Regions from separate parts of the Homo sapiens genome. Here region 1 is linked to region 2. Evidence: read pairs that join two places in POLR2A ChIA-PET (ENCODE). Cell type or tissue: A673. All regions are shown on one strand. Each heading gives the region's core, and the rest is flanking DNA. Links, peaks and the distances in the headings are about the cores only.

Region 1 (2,814 bases), core at 196-2,695, 59 kb after region 2:
GCACATGCTCCTTCTGCTCAAGTCCAGTTCAGCTCTCTCTTTAAGTCCAGTTTCAGACGCTCACCTTCCTCTTGGCCATCTCCTGGCTGTCTGCATCATCTTGCTTTCCTTTCTCTTCCAAGGCCTCTGCTCAGGGCTATCTTCACAGTCATCAGGGGCCAGGATGGACATTGAGCCAGCTCATACTGGGCCAGCCATACTGGGCCTTCATCTGTTGCAGGCTGTCATCTGTCCTAATGGCCACACTGCCTTTCCAGTTGTTGGGATATGTATCCTAGTGCCCAAGCATTATTCCTTGTCACCCTGATACAATAGTAAAGAGAGATTTATATAAAACAAAAGTAGCATTCTAAGTAATTTTAGAATGGCTTTGCCACTTAGGTCATGGATGGTCACTGACATCTTCATTTTCCAGAGCCAACAACTGAGGTCCAAACAGCGTGCCTTGCGCAAGGCCACACAAGAGGTAAGTTGGGACCTGAACACACCTGATTCTATATCATTTCATGCTCATGTTTGTGCCCTGCCCAGGAATCCCCAAACCCACCTGCTTCAGTCTTTGCTGAGAATTTACAGTGACAATTTATGGGACTCTCTTTAGGAGAATGACAAGTTGCAGGTGAACTCTTGGAACAAATGTGGATTGTCTTGTCTTCATTTGGAATGTATGACAAACTCATAGGGCCATGTCAGAATGCAGAGTGACTGGGGGCTTCAGGACCCCGTGGGGATGTGGGGGGCATTGTGTGTCTGCCTTGTTTTGATCCATTCTGCTGCTCCAGATAATGGCATTGGCTGTACCAGTGGCCCAGATCCTTCACCTGCAGAAGAGCTTCCCAGAGAGGAGCAAGCCTTCCTGCCGTCACCTCTGGTGTCATCCTATAGGACATTAAAACCAACTCAAGATTGTGTTGAAAACTGTTTTCCTTTTGAGGATGCTAATAAGAACAAGATCATATCAACGGGTATGGATCATGGCAGGATTTTCCTTCAGCTGAGTCTTTTAATGAGCCGTTTCATAATGAGGGCTGAATCTACACACAGTATCTACATGCTAGCCAAGGTTTAAAGACTTTTATAATATTTTCCTCCATTCTCACCCCCTTCGAAGCCCTGGCTTTAATTCTTTTAAACAGTAACATTCATTGGCTGTTAAGTAAAACAGGAGAGAACACAATAAATTTATGATATTTTGAGAAGCTATGCCAGTTCTCAAGCATTCAGAGAAACAAGCTTGGCTTTTATGAGGTAATTATGATTTAGTGTTTTCTCTCGCCCTGTTGAGTCTGTGGGCTGCCTGTAAAATGGATCTGGAATGAATGTCAAAGTCAGGATTTACAGTCAAACATTTTCAACATATAAAGTACAGGAGAAGTTTATTGTTTTGTTGGGGTTTTTTTTTTTCTAAGCAATATTTCCTTCTGCATTTGTGTGCTGTTAGGTTTTGTAGGATTTCTCCCCTCCCATTTGAAATGGTATCTATAAATTACTTTTCCTGATAAGGCTGCAGTATCATCAAAAAGTGATGGTCTTTGCAAGCAATCGTGACAAAGCATGTCAATTTAAATCATTTCTTTCTCTTCCTCTCACTCTTTTTTCCTCTTACCTTCAACAGGAAACTATCATTTCAATGTTTCCACCCTTTCAGAAATGAGCAGGAATTGACTAAGCTTGATGAGTTTGAGGTATAAGAGATCTTCATGCTCCTTCCTTCTACCATCTTTTTCCCCTGTTCTCTCTTTGAAATAAAAACTGTGTTTGGATGTTACCTTCAGGGAGAGCAGACTCTGGGATCATCAGGCTCCAAGGCTTTCCGCCCTTACTCTCCCGTTAACATGCTGGGATTGACACCACCTTTGCAAAAATTATGACGGTGAGAAAAATCTGACATAGGAAAATTATGTCAGTTAAAGAGATCTGACCTGACCAACTCCATCTTGCTCATAACCTCCAAGCTGCCCTTGTTCATTTTGGGGCATAGGCTGAACTAACTTTGGGAAGAATTTCATTTATAGCTTAACTTTGAAACAACTATGATAACAGCCCTTTCCCTGAAATGAACCCCCTCTTTGCTTGGGGAACAGACCATTTTTGTAAAACCAACAAATTTGCCACAAGATTAGAAATTATGGCTCAGGAGTCATGCAGCCAGAGGCCACAAGATTCCTAACCTCCCCAGGCACTCTTATGAATAACATCACTATTGTAAAACCTAAGATTGGTGTTCAAGATATTTTTCAGACCCTGCATTCTGATGGACCAGCTGGCACCACCCAGACCAGTAATCTGGGTCAACCTGTTCTGCGATCCTATCCAGGAACAGAAGATAGCAGGAAGAACCTGCTTTGACCCTCTGTGATTTCATCTCTGACCCAACCAATCAGCACTCCCCATTCCCTCGCCCCCTGCCTGCCAAACTATCTTTAAAAAACACTAGCCTTGGCTGGGTGCTGTGGCTCATGGCTGTAATCCCAGCACTTTGGGAGGCCAAGGCAGGTGGATCACCTGAAGTTGGGAGTTCGAGACCAGGCTTGCCAACATGGTGAAACACCATCTCTACTAAAAATACAAAAATTAGCTGTGTGTGGTGGCAGGCGCCTGTAATCCCAACTATTTGGGAGTCTGAGGCAGGAGAATCGCTTGAACCCGGGAGGCGGAGGTTGCAGTGAGCCAAGATCGTGCCACTGCACTCCAGCCTGGGCAACAGGAGTGAAATTCCATCCCAAAAAAACCAAACCAAAACAAAACAAACAAAACCCTAGCCTCTGAATTTTCAGGGAGGTTGATTTGAGTAATAATAAAACTCCAGTCTCC
Region 2 (2,814 bases), core at 240-2,739:
AGGACAGAGCTCTGGCTTCCCAATTGCATGTTCGTTCACAGGCTCCTACCTCTGCCATTGCAGGTTCCTTGACTTTGGCCTTCAGTCCTGACTTAATTTCTTTGCTTATGGGTAAAACAAGGAATTCCTGTCACACTGCCAACATCACCCCCTTTCTTCTCACCCCAAGGAGAGTGCAGAGAGGAGGCGAGACCAAGCCTGCCCAGAGTTGGAGTCTTGAGACGTGAGGTAACATTGGTTCCCCATCTATGCTGAAACCTGAGGGAACTTGGCAGGGCTCATCAGGAGGGGAGGGCCGGCCTTGAGATTTTCTTTATGTTTGGCCTGGATGTAGTCCAACCTTAAACTCAAATGAAAACTTGAGAAATGTTATATTACCAAAGAGCGCATGTGTGTGTGTTGAGATGAAGGTAATGGGGTGGGTGGTGGCGGCCAGCCACAAAGTGCAGCTTCAATCCGGCTAAACAACTAAACCCTCACTGCAGAATCCAGGCCCTCATGACCGCACCATAAGGAGGAGTCTTTACTACCCCGATTCTTGTATTTTGTGTTTGTGCCCATCCAGGGAGCTCTCGGAACTCCTGGGTTCCAGTCCCTCATGTGGTTACTCACCTGAGCTAAATCTCTTCACTTCTCTGATCCTCAGCTTTTCCCATGCTCTAAATTAGAGGTATAAATCAAGTGTCAGGGATCTTTTCATTCAAAGAACCAAGTTCTAGTGCAATCACTGACAAATGTAATTTCTAAATGTTAAAGTCATCCATGCTTCCAAGACGCAATTGAAAAATGGCAAATGTTGAGAGGCTCAATGCATTTCGTTTCTTTTTCAAAGGGCCTTTCCTATTTCAGGCAATGGCGTCTGCAGTGAGTATGTGTGTATGAAAGCATATGTTTGCAAAACAGTTGAAATATTTGCGTATAATAGCATTTTCACAGCAGTTAGTATCAACAGGGAGAAACCTAGGAGTGGCTTTTCGTGGGTGTCTGTGAAATGACAGATTGTGCAATTTTTAGGAAAGAAAAAAAAGCTTGAAGGGAAAAACCCTAGAGGCAGTAATATGTTGACCTTGAGAGGGAAAAAAATATGCTAGTTTGTGTATAGAAAATAAACTCTCCTCCAAAGTTTACGTTCAGAAAAACCTTGGTTGCTTGCTCATAAATAAATTGAGGACAGAATTGTTGATTACTGAGGTTAATGTTCTTTTACTAAAGTGGAAACATTGTATGTAATTAGATTAAGAAGAGACTTCGGTAGAAAGAGTGACGATGTGAGTAATCTCGAGTCAACAAAGGCACATTTTGATTTTATTAGCTAGCTATTAGAGCAGTCTTTGGCATTTTATGTGTGATGCACAGCATCAGGATGTAGCTGTTGAAAGTCATTTGTGTCCGCTGTCTGGCCTAATTGAGCGACAATAATAAAACGCTGTTTTTAGATAAACAATGGGTGGCGGAGCTCCATCGGTCCCTGCAGGGAGCGTGTTGATGCCTTTCAAAGAGCAACTGGCTGAGCTCACGTGCCACAGTCATTTCACAGAGGAAAGTCAAGTCGTTTAAATCAACTAAATTGAACGCAGTTTTGAAATGGAAATCAGTAATCCCAGTTTGGAGCTGCCTCCTTGTCAATGGAAAGCTAGAGGCTCGGATCGCCGTCTGGTTCTCTCCCAAGTCTTATTCAAAGGCAGGAGGCCCCTGAGCCACAGAGATTGCAAGTTAGCAATACCAGGGAAAAGAATATCACGTGTCGAATGTTTTGTGTAGTGCGTTGGTGCCAAACAGGCTGATATGGAAATATCATCATAAACCCCAGCTGCCTGCTCTATGTCCCTCCCTTCAGTGCACACAAGATGGGCCCTAGACAGACGGACAAACAGAAGGCTTCCAGGAGGTTGTATATGGGTAATGTGCTGCTGCCCTCGCCCAGTAGGAAGGAATTTCTCTTAGAGGCCTCCCTCCTCCTCAAAATGTGCTCCTCCCTTTCTCCTCCCCCCATGCCCTTTAGAATAAAGCATGTCCAGAAGTGAACCTCAACTTTGCATCAAGATTAGGATCTCTGGTTACAGACTGAGAACAGAAGAAAGCAGGCTGACATCCTCCGACTCACTTTATCTTAACATAGGATCACACAACCACCAGGCTTTTGTGGCAGCCAAGGGGTGGCTGGGGGTGCTTTAACATCTCCCACTTTTCAGCTATCAGCCTTGTGCAAACAGCCACATGACCTAGGGAAAGACAGTGTGCTGGCTTGACAAACACGGCTTTGAGATAGGTTCACTGCACTCTGCAAACTAAACTGCATCTTCCTCACCCTGCTATAAACTGTTGTTGTTGACCAGCACAATCGCTCACTCCTGTAATCTCAACACTTGGATGAGGCCAAGGCTGGAGGATCACTTGGGCTCAGGAGTTTGAGACCAGCTTGGAGAACATAGTGAAACCTTGTTTCTACTAAAAATAAAAAAAATTATCCTGTAGTCCCAGGTACTCAGGAGGCTGAGGTGGGAGGATCACTTGAGCCCAGGAGATTGAGGCTGCAGTAAGTGGTGACCATGCCACTGCACTTTAGCCTGGATGACAGAGTGAGACGGTCTCAAAAATACACACACACAGACACACACACACACACACACACACACATATATATACATATATATATATATATATATATATATATATATATATATATATATAGTCACCTGAGCTTTAGGAAGCTGGATGCAGTCCATTGACATTCTCATTCAATAGCTCTTACTTGAATACTTGCTAGTCATAAGGTCCTGTGCTGCCTGCTGGGGAGATATCCTTGCAAAAGAC

What was found. Peaks named below come from ENCODE experiments on the same cell type or tissue, not always from the same donor. Only the 100,000 strongest peaks of a DNase experiment are listed, where the experiment ranks them.
Region 1: POLR2A ChIA-PET joins it to region 2 with 5 read pairs; 2 of 35 experiments call an interaction of 5 or more read pairs at or near these places.

Annotation. Positions count from the first base shown.
Region 1 is chr6:14,389,473-14,392,286 of GRCh38, reverse strand. LOC105374943 (a long non-coding RNA gene) reads left to right here. Exons shown (of 5, transcript NR_187830.1): 4 at 416-466; 5 at 783-1,196. Among named protein-coding and RNA genes, the nearest start is that of LINC01108, 110 kb to the right of the region's middle. In A673, for the core only: no CTCF peak of the experiment used is centred there; no DNase peak of the experiment used is centred there.
Region 2 is chr6:14,448,911-14,451,724 of GRCh38, reverse strand. It overlaps LOC105374942 (a long non-coding RNA gene), which reads left to right. Exons shown (of 6, transcript XR_926510.3): 1 at 1-228. All of the region lies in intron 1 of LOC101928331 (a long non-coding RNA gene), which reads right to left. Among named protein-coding and RNA genes, the nearest start is that of LINC01108, 160 kb to the right of the region's middle. RefSeq lists an enhancer at 1,178-1,768. In A673, for the core only: no CTCF peak of the experiment used is centred there; a DNase peak (open chromatin) is centred at 1,404.